2 separate regions of the Mus musculus genome follow, and region 2 is linked to region 1. Evidence: chromatin loops called from intact Hi-C (ENCODE). Cell type or tissue: gastrocnemius. All regions are shown on one strand. Each heading gives the region's core, and the rest is flanking DNA. Links, peaks and the distances in the headings are about the cores only.

Region 1 (7,382 bases), core at 1,216-6,215:
CCAACAATGTAGCTGTGTCTGCATATTTGGTATTTCTCATTCCATCCTGTGTTTTCTTCTACCAGGAAAAATAAAAGCCATGCTTTTAAAAGCTGGGTGTGATAGTATATGATTTTAATCCCAGCACTGGGGAGGCAGAGGCAGGCAAATGTCTTATGAATTTGAGGACAGCCTGGAACCTAATAGGTTAGTAAAACTGCCGTGTACCGTGCCCCACCCCCCAAAAATGCTGATTCAAAATATAATTAAGGGCTGAAGAGATGGCTCAGTGGTTAAGAGCACTGACTGCTCTTCCAAAGGTCCTGAGTTCAAATTCCAGCAACCACATGGTAGTTCACAACCATCCATAATGAGATCTGACTCTCTCTTCTGGGGTGTCTAAAGACAGCTACAGTGTACTTACATATAATAAATAAATAAATCTTTAAATATATATATTATAGTTAAAACAGGCATAGGGAGTTTTCTGTCTCCGGGGTGCTGGGAACCCAACCCAAGTCCTCTGTAAGAGCAATGAGTGAGGACTAACCATGGAGCTATCTCTCAAGCCCCACCCTTTTTTAATATTGAATATTTTTGTTTGATTTGTTTTTTGAGGCAATGCCTCACTGCATTCCACACTAGTCTCAAATTGATGGCAATCCTTCCATTTCAGTATTCCATATACTGGGAGTACAGGCATCAGCCACCATACTAGCTTGCCTCACTTAATCTTTTTTCTTTCTTTTTCTTTTTTTTTTTTCTTTTTTCTCTTTTTGGTATTTCAAGACAGGGTTTCTCTGTGTAGCCCTGGCTGTCCTGGAACTCACTTTGTAGACCAGGCTGGCCTTGAACTCAGAAATCCGCCTGTCTCTGCCTCCCAAGTGCTGGGATTAAAGGCGTACACCACCACTGCCCAGCTGCCCCAAATATTCTTAATAGTCATTACATGATATCTGCCTAGGATTTGATTCTTCCTGCTTACTTTATGCTCCCTAGGTTAATCTCCAAAAACATGTTTAGAGGAGTATTGTATGGATACATTTTCTCTTTAATTTTCTTAAAGGTTATGGATTAAAAAGTCATTTCAGAACTCATACTGGAGAAAAGCCATATCGGTGTTCAGAAGATAATTGTACAAAGTCTTTCAAAACTTCAGGAGATCTACAGAAGCACATCAGAACCCATACAGGTACCAGTTGAAGCAGAACGTCCTACTTAGACCAGCAGTCGCTTTCTTTCCTTTGTGATTCCTGGATCTCATCAGATAATCTAGCCTGGCTGACCTTGGATTTGTGATGCTTTTACATTGGCCATCCCATTTCTGGGATTACAGGCTAGTACTATCAGGGTAGGCCAGGACTGCTTTTTATTTTATTATTGTTTCTTAATAATTTATTTAATTTTATTTTATGTGCATGAGTATCAGTACTCTAGAACCAAAGTTACAGATAGTTGTTAGCTGCCATGTGGGTGCTGGGAATTGAACTGGGGTCTTCTGGAAGAGCAGTCAGTGCTTGTAACTGCTGGCCTCCAGGCCTGGAATTCTTAATCTGAGGGAAAGGATGGTGACCCTGAAAAAGGTGAAAGGAGTCATTATCTGGGCCTTATCTTAAATTCCTAAAATTTCATCCAACTTGCTGTTTTTGAATGTGAACTTTCCAAGGTGAAGTCACAGAAATATGCACAGTAGCCTAGATCACCAACCCTCTCAGTTTCAGAGATTACCTGAGTAACAAGGTTATTGTCCTAGGATTACACATTTGATAAGTAGCAAAATTGAGAACAGACCCTGGCTGGGCAGTGGTGGCGCACGCCTGGTCTACAGAGTGAGTTACAGGACAGCCAGGGCTACACAGAGAAGAAACCCTGGGGGGGGCAAGGAAGGGAGGGAGGGAGGGGGAAAGAGAGAGAGAGAGAGAGAATATCCCTCTCCTGCTGGTAAAGAAAATGTCTGAGGTCAGAAATGATAATCACAGCACTCGGACTGAGTTCAAGGCCAGCATGGTCTACAGAGCCAAGAGCTACACAGAGAAACCAGAGACAGAGACAGAGGTTCAGAGGTTGATTCTCTGCTTCTAATTTTTAGGTTCGGGGGATCCAACTCAGTTGGGCTTGGCAGCAAGCATTTATACCCACTAAGCCATCTTGTTGAACCTTAGCTCTGTTCGTGATTTTCTTTTCTCTTTCCTCTGACATTGTGGTGTATGCTTTTCTCAGTTCAGTTTTTTTTAATATGCCCACTTGATGATTCTATCTTGGAAAGTCACAGTCACTGATGAGTGTTGAATGCTCTCTCCAGAACACAGCAATGCTTAGAAGGGAAACTCAGGGCCTTCAGGCTGCAGATGGGGTGAGACCCTGTGATGAGACATTTGACAGAACCCCGTGACATTCCCATCTCTGTATTTCTCTTTTTTTTTTTTTTTTTTAACTGTTTAATTTATTCCCTTTTGTATCTTTAGGAGAAAGGCCCTTTAAGTGTCCTATTGAAGGCTGTGGTCGGTCCTTTACCACATCAAATATCAGAAAAGTGCACATTAGGACACACACAGGAGAAAGACCTTATTACTGCACAGAACCTGGATGTGGGAGGGCATTTGCCAGCGCAACTAATTATAAAAACCATGTGAGGATACACACAGGTAATGACTGCTGGGGTCTTGCCCTGTGTCCTTCGAGGCTTTCAACTGCCTTCTTCTTCCCAGTTTCCATGATGAGAAGAGCTGAAGCAGCTCCACACTTTCTCTGCTGAGCTGACCTGTGATGGCACACACACACAACGCCTTTAATCCCAGCAGGGGAAGGCAGAGCCACTGCCAGGCGTGTAACTGCCATCTGCCTCAGTGCTTGCATGAGTAAGGGTCTAGGGAGGTGGGGCGGGGGAGGGGGAGGCAAGCAAGCAGCACTCAGGGAGAGGAAGCTTCAGAATGTAAAACGAAGTCCATTTCTGTAAGGCTGATCAAGTGCCACAAGTGAGCCAGTACCGCAAGTACAGCCAGTGTGAAGGAGGGCTGCTATGTTCATCATAATACCAGCACGAGGCAGCTGCAAAGCAGGATCAGAAGGTCACAGTCATCTTCAGCTATGTCATGGCTGTGAGGCCAGCCATAAGTGGACGCTTAAAAACAAACGGGAGAAAGTACCTAATAAAAAATTAAAACAAAAACAAAACAAACAAACAAACAAAAAAAAAAAACGGGGAAAAAAGGTTTACAGGAATCCCTTTTTTACTGTTTGGTGCCATCTAGTGGTGGCTTTTGCTGCAGCCTAAATAGCAGTTGGGCTGATATTCCAAGTGGTAATTGACAGCCATTTTCCTGTTTAGAACATCACCTGTCATCAGCTGGGCGGGGTAGCGCACACCTTTAATCCCAGCACTCAGGAGGCAGAGGCAGGCAGATTTTTGAGTTCGAGGCCAGCCTGGTCTACAGAGTGAGTTCCAGGACAGCCAGGGCTACACAGAGAAACCCTGTCTTGGAAAAAAAAAAGTCACTGTCTCAGACAGTGACGGCACCACACACACATCTTGGGAGGCAGAGGCAAGCGGATCTTCAAGTTCAAAGCCAGCAAGTTCTAGGACAGCCAGCCCTACACAGAGAAACCCTGTCTCAAAAACAAACAAACAAACAAACAAACACCTGCCATCCTTCAAAATAAGAACTTTTTATAAATTTTAATTTAATTTTTTTTTAATTATTCACTTTACATCCTGGTCACTGCCCCCCTCCCATGGTCCTTCCCCTCCTCTGAGCAGGTGGGGGCCTCCTCTGGGAATCCCCCACCCCTACCCTGGCACTTCAAATCTCTTCAAGGCTAGGTGCTCCCAGACAAGGCAGCCCATATACACACACATACACACATTTAAAAATGAACATAATTTTTAAAAGCTTACAAAAAGGGGCTAGAGAGAGATGCCTTAGTAGTTAAAAGCTGCTCTTTCAGAAGGCCCAGACTGGGTTCCCAGCACCCACATGGAGGCTAAAAACCATCAGTAATTCCACTTCCAGAGAAAATGACCCTTTTCTGACCTCTTTGGGTGCTGTACACAGTTGGTACCTGGACTTATATGTAGGAAAAGCACCCATACACATAAATCAATGTATTTTTATTAATTTATAAAGTATGGGTGTGGTGCCGAGTACTTCTAATGCCAGCACTCAGGAGGAAGAAGCTAAAGGATCTCTGAAGTGGAGGCCAGCCTGGTCTATGTACTGTGTCCTATGACAGCCTGGGCTACAAGAAAAACTGTCTCAAACAAATAAAAAAAAATCTCTGCTGTTACTATTTTTTACTTATAAAGGGCTGAGGAGATAGTCAGCAATCAAGAGCAAGTGCTGTTCCTGCAGGGGACCTGAGCTTGGTTCCAACACTCACACACCATAGCAGGTGGCTCACAACTGCCTGTAACTCCAACTCAAGGGGACATGATGCCCTCTTTTGGCATCTTTGGGTACCTGCACTCATGTACACATACCTACACAGAGACACATAAGTTCACATAATTTTTTCTTAATTTACAAAGAGTGTTAAAGATTAATCTGTAACTCTTACTGACACCTGGCCCAAAATTGAAAGCATTGGTTAAACACTACAGTATCAGCTACTGTGATGGGTTGCAGAGCCACCTGACTTGATAAACACTTATCATACAAGCACTATAATACCAGATACTGTGATGGGCTGCAGTGCTGCTTCCCTTGATAAACACTTGCCATACAAGCATACAAGCACCCATAGAAAAAGCTGAGCACAGCAAAATGTGCCTGCTATCCTATCTTTGAGGAGGCAATGACAGGAGGTCAGCCAATCTGGTCAAGTCAGTGAGTTTCAGGTTCAGTAATAGATGAATTCAGGCCTGGTGGCACATGTATTTAATCACACTGAAGTCCATACTGGCTTAGAACACACTCTATGGACTATGCTACCCTTGAACTCACAGAGATCCAACTGCCTCTGTCTCCCAAGTGCTGGGATTATGGTCGTGTGCCACATACCTCACAAAGATAATATTTTTTAATTATGTATATGAGGGAAAGGATGTGACAGGAGTGTAGAAATCATGTAGACCAGAAAACAGTATTGGTCTTCTGGAAATGAACTTACAGTTGCTTGAAGCTGCCTTACGCGGGTGCTGAGAACTGAACTCTGGTCCTCTGGAAATGAAGCACCCTTAACCTCTGAGCCAAGTTAAAACCATAGGGAATTTTTCTTCTGTGCTTTTCATCTTAGGATGCACACACACTCCCTCTGCTAGGGATTGAGTTCTGCGTCATGAGTGCTAAGCATGTGCTCTTGTTGATTTTTAAAAGTCTCACCCTTCAGCTGTGGAGTAACTTTGTCTACCTATGTAAAAACTGACCTTTTTGCATGTCTTCTTCATTTAGGAGAAAAGCCATATGTCTGTACAGTTCCTGGGTGTGACAAACGGTTTACAGAATATTCCAGTTTGTATAAACACCATGTCGTTCACACTCACTCTAAACCATACAACTGTAACCACTGTGGGAAGACGTACAAACAGATTTCCACACTGGCCATGCACAAACGGACAGCCCACAACGACACAGAGCCCATTGAGGAGGAGCAGGAAGCCTTCTTCGAGCCTCCCCCAGGTGAGTGCTTTAACAATCATATCTGTTGTGAGTTTATAACCCATGCTGTCTTCTCTAGTCCTTCAGTTTCATTTGTATAGTCATGACAAGTGCTGCAGAAAGACACCAGTGCTCGGCATTGTGGAAGAAGGAGAACTTGTATCCTCTGGGAAAGCAGAGAGGGCTTCCCGGAGAAATGTTGTGTTCTTGGAAAGATTATAAAGGTGGATGGGATGATGGAGGCAAAGAAGCAATGCCTGGGAGAAGGGAAGGGAAGAAGGGGACTTGAAGATAAAAGGAAGGTTTGGCACATGGGAAAGCCCCCAGTGCTTGACGAGAGGAAAGCAAGTTGGAGACTCTCTGGAAAAAGCCTGGCCAGTGTGGCAGTTCCTCCCAGGAAAGCAAAGACTTTTCTCATTTTCAGCACCTGAATGAAATGTTCAGAAATATTTAAGTTTATAATTAAACTTGGGAAATAGCACGTGCTCAAATGTATTCAGTGCAAGACTGCTCTCCAGCCACAAGCCTCTAAGCAGTCACACCGGAGGCATATAGAACTCATCCCTTTCTTCCACCACCCTCCAGCAGAGGCTTACTCCGTAGCCCAGGCTAGCCTTGAATTTGGAGTAGTCTTCCTGCTACAGCCTCTCAAATGCTGGGCTTACAGGCCTGATCCACTGCACCTATGTAGAGAGTATAAGCTTTCATTCACAACAAGAAAGAAACAACTGCTAAATCCTTTTAATTAGAAAAAAAGGCTTTGGGGGTTGGGAGAAGACACCACTGTTAGAGTGCCGTGCAAGCGAGTGTGAAGATCAGAGTTAGGATCCCACACAAATGCCTGTTGAATTTCACCAGTAATTCCAGTCTTGGAATTCAGACATAGTCTCCCTGAGCGTGCTGGCTTGCTAGGCTAGCCATATCCATGAGCTCTGGGGTTCAGCTGAGAGATCCTGCCTTGATGAATGATGTGGAAAGCTATCAAGGAAGACTCCTCATGGAGTCCCAGCCTCTGCATGGACATGAATGCACATCTCAACTACACATGGGGGAAAAAAAGCAGACTTTAATAATGTCAAATGTAATTTATAAGACCTGCACAGCATGTCTTTACTCTCCTCCTTATATGTTGATATCTCAGACTGTAAGAGATTTTCTCAGTCTGTAAAATGGCCTATAATACAGTATATTTTAAAAGCAATGATTGGCCAGGCTGTGGTTGTGTTGCCTTTATCCTAGCATGCAGGATGCGGAAGCAGGCCAGCCTGGACTACAGAGTGAGTTCCAGGACAGCCAGGGCCACATGAGAAACCCCGGAAAAAAACAAACAAGCAAACAAACCAAACAAAAAACCCAACTATGATTACTTTTCAAAAAATACAGATCTGTGCTTTCTCTGACATAATCTCTGGTTTTGACATAATCTTTGGGAATAATGGTGTATAAATAACTGTGGGGGAAAAAAGGGAAGAACATTACACCTCAGTGACTGCTGCCATCTGAACACATGATAGTTAGACCTGACACTGAAATCCTTCATATCCTAATTCTCAGATTAGTAGTACAGTCTTAAGTTCTTCTTTGAACAGGTAAAGTTTCCCTTTCTTCCTTGCTCCGTGGGAGTTAGCCAGTATTGAGAGAGAGAGGCCAGTCACCCACTCGAGTAGTTCTGCTGCTGAAATTGTCATTCATGTGCTGGTTTTTGTGGAAGAAAAATGTACCTGAACTGGATGGAGTTCTTGTTTAGTCACTTAGGAAATGATTAACCTCAGCCCAGATAGTCACTACATTTATAGCCATGCGTAGTCT
Region 2 (7,382 bases), core at 1,271-6,270, 120 kb before region 1:
TTTGGCTAAATAGGGAGTTCAAGGTCAGCTTGATGCTGCCCTATTTTTAAAAAAATAATTTATTTTTATTTTTTATTCATTGGTATTTTGCCTGCAAGCATGTCTATGTGAGGGTGTCAGAAGCCCTCCAGACAGTGTGAGCCGCCATGTGGGTGCTAGGAATCGAATTCGGGTCCTCTGGAAAAGCAGCCAGTACTCTTGACTGCTGAACCATCTTTCCAGCCCCATGTGAGCCTAATTTTTTTTTTAAAGATAATATTTAGGGGCTGGAGAGATGGCTCAGTGGTTAAGAGCACTTGATCTTTTAGAGGACCAGGATTCAGTTTCCAGCATGCACATAGAGGAACAGAAACAGCTGCAACTCTAGTCCCAGCAGATCCAGCCCCCTCTTCTGGCCTCTGCAGGCACTGCACACACACTGTACACAGACATACATGTACACAAAGCACCATCTTAGTAAGGGTCTCTGTTGCTGTAATGAAACACCATGATCAAAAGCAGGCTGGGAGGGAAGAGTTTACTTGGCTTATACTTCCATATCACCATTCATCTTTGAAGGAAGTCAGGACAGGAACCTGGAGGCAGGACTGGTGCAGAGGCCATGGAGGAGTGCTGCTTAATGCCTTGCTCCATATGACTCTTCGTTTTGTTTTGTTTTGTTTTGTTTTGTTTTGTTTTGTTTTGTTTTTTCCAGACAGGGTTTCTCTGTGTAGCCCTGGCTGTCCTGCAACTCACTCTGTAGACCAGGCTGGCCTCAAAGGAATCCACCTGTCCTTCAGCAGTTTGGCATTTTTAATTTATTTGACACAGTCTCACTATGTAGTCCAGGCTATTAGGCTACAGTCTCTGAAGTGGTCAGCTTATACACATGTGTCCCCATGCGTAGAGGTCACAGCCATCTCTGATTTTTACCTAAGAAGTCAGACATATCTCACATTCCCACACCCTACAGGCCAACTTGCCCCTAACACCTTGCTTATAAACAGTACTCCTCCTGTCTCTCAACAACACACATTCTAAAAGAATTGAAAACCAGGCCACACACCCCCAAAACTGCCTGCCTGGAGCAAAGTGAAGCCCCTATGCTGGGCTTCCTTTTACAGTTCCTAGTGGATGGTCCTAACCAGGGCCTGGCTCCTCCACGTTCTTTTCTCCCGTGTGAGATCCCAGACAAAGTCTCATGCTGAAAAAAGCCCCATGGGCCCCCCCAAAACAAGCACACTCCACTGTTTTTGTTTGTTCAGTGACTTCTCTGAAGGCTCTTTTGAGGAGCCTTTCTCGGCCATCCTTTTTATGGCAGCTCCATCTGGTTCGCTTTTGTTCTTACTCTGAACTAAACCTCTTAATGAAACTTTTTTTTTAAAGATAGGATGAGTGTTTTGTCTATGCACTATGTGTGTTCCTGGTGCCTACAGAGATCAGAAGTGGGTGTTGAAATCCTTGGACGTGGAATTACATATAATTGTGGGCCACCCATTTGGGTGCTAGCAATTGAACCCTGCCTGGTTCTCTGCAAGGGCAAGTGTCTTAAGTACTGAGCCATCTCTTCAGCTACTTAGTTCTTGAGAAAAGTTCAGTACCTCTGGCTAGCCTGAAACTCCCTATGTAGACCAGGCTAGTAAACTCTAACCTCTACCACCTGCTGCTGTCTCATGCACCAGCACTGCCCAGCCACCCAGCCTCCTCTCCAGGTTTTAAAGGAAAAGTGTCTCTTTCCTGTTTAAGCCCCTGTTAAACTGTTTCGAATATGGTGTGTGTGTGTGTGTGTGTGTGTGTGTGTGTGTGTGTGTGTGTGTGTATGTGTGCATGCCCTTGAGGAAGCCAGAAGTTATTGAATTGCCTGGAGCAGATGCTAAGGGCCTAACTCCTGACCTCTGGAAGAGCAGAAAGCACTCCCAACTGATGAGTCCTCTCTCTAACCATATTATTTTTCTTTTTGTTTATTGTTGTTTTGTTTTTTCAAGGCAGGGTTTCTCTGTGTAGTCCTCGCTGTCTTGGAACTAGCTCTGTAAGCCAGGTCGGCCTCGAACTCAGAAATTTGCCTGCCTCTGCCTCCTGAGTGCTGCCAGCATTGCCCGGTTTATTGTTTGTGTGCTAATGGCCTCCCACCTCATAGCCTGGTCACTGACTACATCATGGAGGCCCTCTCTCTCTCTCTCTCTCTCTCTCTCTCTCTTTGTTTGTTTCTTTCTTTTTCGAGACAGGGTTTCTGTGTAGCCCTGGCTGTCCTGGAACTCACTCTGTAGACCAGGCTGGCCTCGAACTCAGAAATCCGCCTGCCTCTGCCTCCCAAGAGCTGAGATCAAAGGTGTGCGCCACCACGGCCGGCTGAGGCCCTTTCTCTTAACAAAGCTGATTCCTGGAGAGCAATTGTGTGTCTGCTCCTTCGCTGAACCAGCAACCACCTCTGCTTCATTTTTTATTTAGCCTTTCAGCCACATAACTGGCAGCAGCAAGGAAGCTCCCAAATTGGTCAGCCGCAGGCAGCTTCTGATGCTGCAACAAGAAAGGATGAACTGAGAAAGAGGAACAAGTGTTACGTCACCCGGTGTTACAACTTCCCCAAAGTAGTATGTGAACGTGTGAATGTGTGTATGTAAGTGTATGCCTGAGGTCCTTTTTTTTTCTGTATGATTGACTATTCTGGTACAGAACTGATCTTGTAAATAGATGTGTATGTAGATGTGTTTGAATGAGTGTGTTTGTGTGGGGGGAGGCTAATGTAGGGTAGGGTGGTCGGACCCAGAAAGCAGAGGAATATCTTTGGCTCTCCAAGCCCAAGAGACACTAATAGTTGCTCCTCTCAGCCCTTCCCCTCCTCCCATGTCCCACTGGACTGAAAAGCTTTTCAGAATCAGACCAGATGGGCCTCTTGTGTGCTGCACCCGGCCTTTTTCCTTAGACTGTGAATACAGTAGCACCGTTATTCTCATCAGCTTGGGGACAAGAGCATCCTGGGAAAGGCCGGATGGCGTAGTGAGGGAGAATGAAAAGCCTTGGACCGGATCCCAAAGGGAGCTATATTTAGCTGTAGCTGAACTCTGAAAGATTTTTGTCATTTTTGAGACAGGGTCTCACTATGTATCTTTGGCTGGCCTGGCCTGAAACTCTAAATAAGCCAGGCTGGCTTCAAACTCACAGCTATCTACCTGTCTCTGTCTCCAGAGTGCTGGGGTTAAGAGGCATAAGGCACATAAGGATTCTGAAAGACTCTGAGACAGGGTGATGGAATTGTCATGTATCTCGGTTGTAGTAGTGGTTACATAATGGATCATGAAAGACAATTCAGAACTACCCACTAAATATAGTAAATATCACTAATCTGAAAATACATACAACTTATAACAGAGTATTTTAGGATTTGTTGTTGTGTGGTCTTTTGAGATAGAGTTCCAGATTGCTCAGGATGGCATCAAACTCACCTCAGGTTGTAAATTAGTATTTGTACCTCTGGCTCCTAACACCCTGAGGGTAAAACATAGCATAGGCTGCCTGCTAACTTTTGTACAGACTGTTTCATCAGATGGGTCTCATTGTAGACACCATTAATTTGCACAGTTACTGTAACCATCTTCCAAAAGGTGGCAGTAGAGTATCTGAAGAGAGAGGCATTACCCCCCCACCCCCCACCCCCGCCACCACCACCCCCCCACCCCCCCCACCCTCCCACCCCCGCAACACTCACACAGAGAGCATGTGCTCCTAGCAGGGCTGCTGGATATATGCCAGCATGTGGGGCTCAGACAGGACACAGATTTGCAGAGCTTAAGTCAGCATCTGTTCTGCTCTTCCATCAAGGCTTTCCCTGTGCTTCTGCTCCATTCTCCTCTCACCTTTGACCCTCATCATCTGGTTGCTAGCACAGAGCTGGAAATGGCCAGTGGGTAGGCAGCATCTATACCTACCTTTCTTCTATGCCCAGGGCCACCTTCATTGCCTTTCCACTCATGCACAGGAAACTGTGCTCAGAAGGACCACACACTTGGTTTAATGATATGTGATGAGAGACTAGTGCATACAAAATGAAGCTCTGTGAGCCACGAGTGTCTGGTTTTTTGTTTGTTTTTCTGCTTTCATTCCTTTAAAAGTTCATAAAACTATCTGAGCAGAGAATTCCAGGATCTGTGTGGTTTGGGGGAATTCAGAAATCCATGCCCAGAACAGGATGAGCATCTATGTCAACTTGTCCACCAGGAGTAACTGAAAAATCTCACAAGGAATGCCTGTCAGTCTATTAAGGTCTGGGACACAGCCCATTGGCAGAGTGTAGATCAGGCTGAGCTCAAATTTACTATGTACTGAGGGTGACTTTCATCCTCTGAATTATTCTGCCTCCACCTAGTAAATGGTAGGATTACAACAAGCAGGACCAGTTTTCACAAGTGAGGAATTAAATGCATGGCTGTGTGCATGCCAAGGAAAGCACTCTATCAACTGAGCCACAATCTAACACCTCATTTACTGTGGAGCTTTAGTTCTTGGCTTTTTGGGTTTTTTTTTTTTTTTTTTTTTTTTTGGTTTGTTTTTGGTGTGTAATTTTTTGTTGTTGTTTTGGTTTTTTGTTTTTCTAGACAGGGTTTCTCTGTATAGCCCTGGCTGTCCTGGAACTCACTCTGTAGACCAGGCTGGCCTCAAACTCAGAAATTCACCTGACTCTGCCTCCCAAGTGCTGGGATTAAAGGTGTGGAATCCTATTCTGAGTTCATGAGTCCATCTAGCTTTCTTGTACCTCCCAGGGATCTGGTCCATTAATTTTCCTCCCCAGATATTTGTTTTACATTTTTTAAAGATTTATTTTATGTATATGAGTTCACTGTAGCTGTCTTCAGACACACCAGAAGGCACTGGATTCCATTACAGATGGTTGTGAGCCACCAAGTAGTTGCTGGGAATTGAACTCAGTACCCCTGGAAAAACAGTCAGTGCTCTTAACTACTGAGCCATCTTTCTCCAGCCCCCTTCTTCCTTTTTATTTTTAAAACAAGATGTAATTTTATAGTCCTGGTCTGAAATTCACATAACTTCAGCATCAGGTTTTGGGATTACAGGCTCATACCATCTTTTTAAATTTTAAAACAAAAATTGAGTTTTTTTGTCTCTATGTGCCCCTTGGAGCTGAAGTCATAGGTGTTTGGAGGACATGGGTACTGGAATCCAAACTCTAGTATTCATGCCGAGCAACAATCCATCTTGAGCTGGGCGTGGTGACGCACACCTTTGATCCCAGCACTCTGGAGGCAGAGGCAGGCAGACTTCTGAGTTTGAGGCCAGCCTGGTCTACAGAATGAGTTCCATGAAGGCCAAAGCTACACAGAGAAACCCTGTCTCGAACACACCCCCCCCCCAAAAAAAATCCATCTTGAGTGTTGAGCTCTCTCCAGAGGGCCATAAGGACTTAAAGATTTATTTTATGTGTGTGTTTGCCTTCATGTATGTATGTGCATTACATGGGTGCCTGGTACCCACGAAGGTTGGAAAAGGCCATTAGATTCTGTAAAAGTTACAATCTGTTATGGGGCCATGTTGGTCCTGAGAATCAAACCTTGGTCCTCTTAACCTATGAGAAATTCCTCCAACTTTGATATACTTGTAAAAACACCTAAAATTGCTTCCTTATGTCCTTTGTTGCTTAATAGATCTGGGATACAGCTAGCAGCTCAAAATCAACTCCAGACCAGACTGTCCCATTACAATACTACCAGTGACTGTATGTTACCTGTGGTCAATTTAAAAGCCACAACACAAACCTTGTAGGCATTCACCAAACCTTTATTTAAAAGAAGCAAACCTGGAGTCTTGAGGACAGGAACTCACCATCACTGATTCAATTCAGATCTCTGGCTTCCCACACGGAGTGCTTTCAACAGCACTTCTGTGAGTGTAGAACACTGACAACCTGGGCTTTGCAATGCTAGCAGGCTTCAGGTTTCCAGACCCAGTTTCTCCCTTATGTCACTGGGTACAAACTGGCTACCCTCACCATTTACTATCCTGCAAACCACCGCCACCTGACACCTTTACTCTTTCTCTTGCTGCATGGCTGGGGATTGAACTTAGGGTGGCACAATACACACAAGACACGCACACTAACTACGGAACCACAGTCCCTGATACTCTTCCTTTTCTTCAGACATGAGTTTGTGGAAATCAGACCAACCTTACTAGTCATGGGCCATGTTTCCATTCTTAAAGAGATTATGGTTATCTGAGGAAAAGCCACCTCTCCAGCCCTGTGTGTGTTTTTGAGACAGGTTCTCACTATTAGCCTAGGCAGGCCTTGAATGTGTTTGTCTCTCTAGCCACAATCTAGTATTTCAGGTAAATATCCCCATGCCAAAGAGTAGGTCTCTTTAGTCCTACTCTTTGTGTTTTCCCCACAGAGGTTAACCTAGAAGTCTGAGATATGGTAGAAAAGCTTTACTACTGAGCTGTAGCTCAAACCGAGAGAGGAGAGACACCAGATTTTTTTTCTGTTGGTTTGGGAGACAGGGTTTTATTATGTAGCTCAGGCTAGCCTTGAACTTCTATTCCTTTTACCTCTATCTCTTGAGGGCTGGGATTCTAAATGTACCACTACACTGAACTTTTTTTAAACTTTGCTTTAATTTTAAAAACTCATTCACTGAAGGACATCTGGGTTGCTTCCATTTTGGTCTACTATGAACATAGCTACTAACCAGGGAAACTGGATCACTCAAACATCATTGGTGGGAAAATTATCTTCGGTTTTTAAAATATGAAATGTGTTTTTATTTATGTTCATTACATGTATGTGAGGGTATCAGAAACCCTGGAACTGGAGTTACAGACAAGTGTGAGCTGCCATGTGGGTGCTGGGAAATGAACCTGGGTCCTCTGGAAGAGCAGTGGTGGTCTTAACCACTGACCCATCTCTCCAGCACCCCATATACTGATCTTTAATCTTATTTTGAAACACTTCTAATAGACTTACATATAGTTCTAAGAAATAAAAGGCTTCATAAAAAATGGTAATTAAAAAAAATCACCACCCAGCTAGTTTACATTTATTAAGATCATGGATATATTAGATTCAAAGTAACAAAGCTCCAGGAAATAAATAGTCGTAACTAAGAAGGAAACTGTCTTTGTCAGTGTATGCCTAGTTAGCCTGCTTGCCTTTCCATTACAATAGGATGTTTTGTTGGGATTACTAGGAAATCTCTTATGGCTGTGGTCAGGCTTAAATCCTAGGGTGCAAGGCCCTGGGATCTCTGGCACCGAAGATAGGGAGTGTTTCAATCTTGGACGACTTACATTTGTCATTATATCAAGTCTGTGCTCAATGAACACAGGTGGCATACAGGTGATTGTGGGGTACAATCTACTGCTGAGATTTTTTTGCCTGAGACAAGGCCTCAGGC

What was found. Peaks named below come from ENCODE experiments on the same cell type or tissue, not always from the same donor. Only the 100,000 strongest peaks of a DNase experiment are listed, where the experiment ranks them.
Region 2: a loop joins it to region 1, with 3 times the contacts of the local background. A loop is called at or near these places in 4 of 42 quality-filtered maps.

Annotation. Positions count from the first base shown.
Region 1 is chr7:110,080,747-110,088,128 of GRCm38, forward strand. Zfp143 (zinc finger protein 143) reads left to right here. Exons shown (of 16, transcript NM_001374618.1): 10 at 1,046-1,171; 11 at 2,445-2,624; 12 at 5,367-5,594. Among named protein-coding and RNA genes, the nearest start is that of Zfp143, 23 kb to the left of the region's middle. In gastrocnemius, for the core only: a CTCF peak has its summit at 3,232 (motif pointing left); DNase peaks (open chromatin) are centred at 2,790, 3,240 and 3,698.
Region 2 is chr7:109,965,463-109,972,844 of GRCm38, forward strand. It overlaps Tmem41b (transmembrane protein 41B), which reads right to left. Exons shown (of 7, transcript NM_153525.5): 7 at 6,725-7,382. Among named protein-coding and RNA genes, the nearest start is that of Dennd5a, 8.7 kb to the left of the region's middle. In gastrocnemius, for the core only: a CTCF peak has its summit at 3,546 (motif pointing right); DNase peaks (open chromatin) are centred at 2,928 and 3,727; H3K27ac peaks cover 2,192 bases.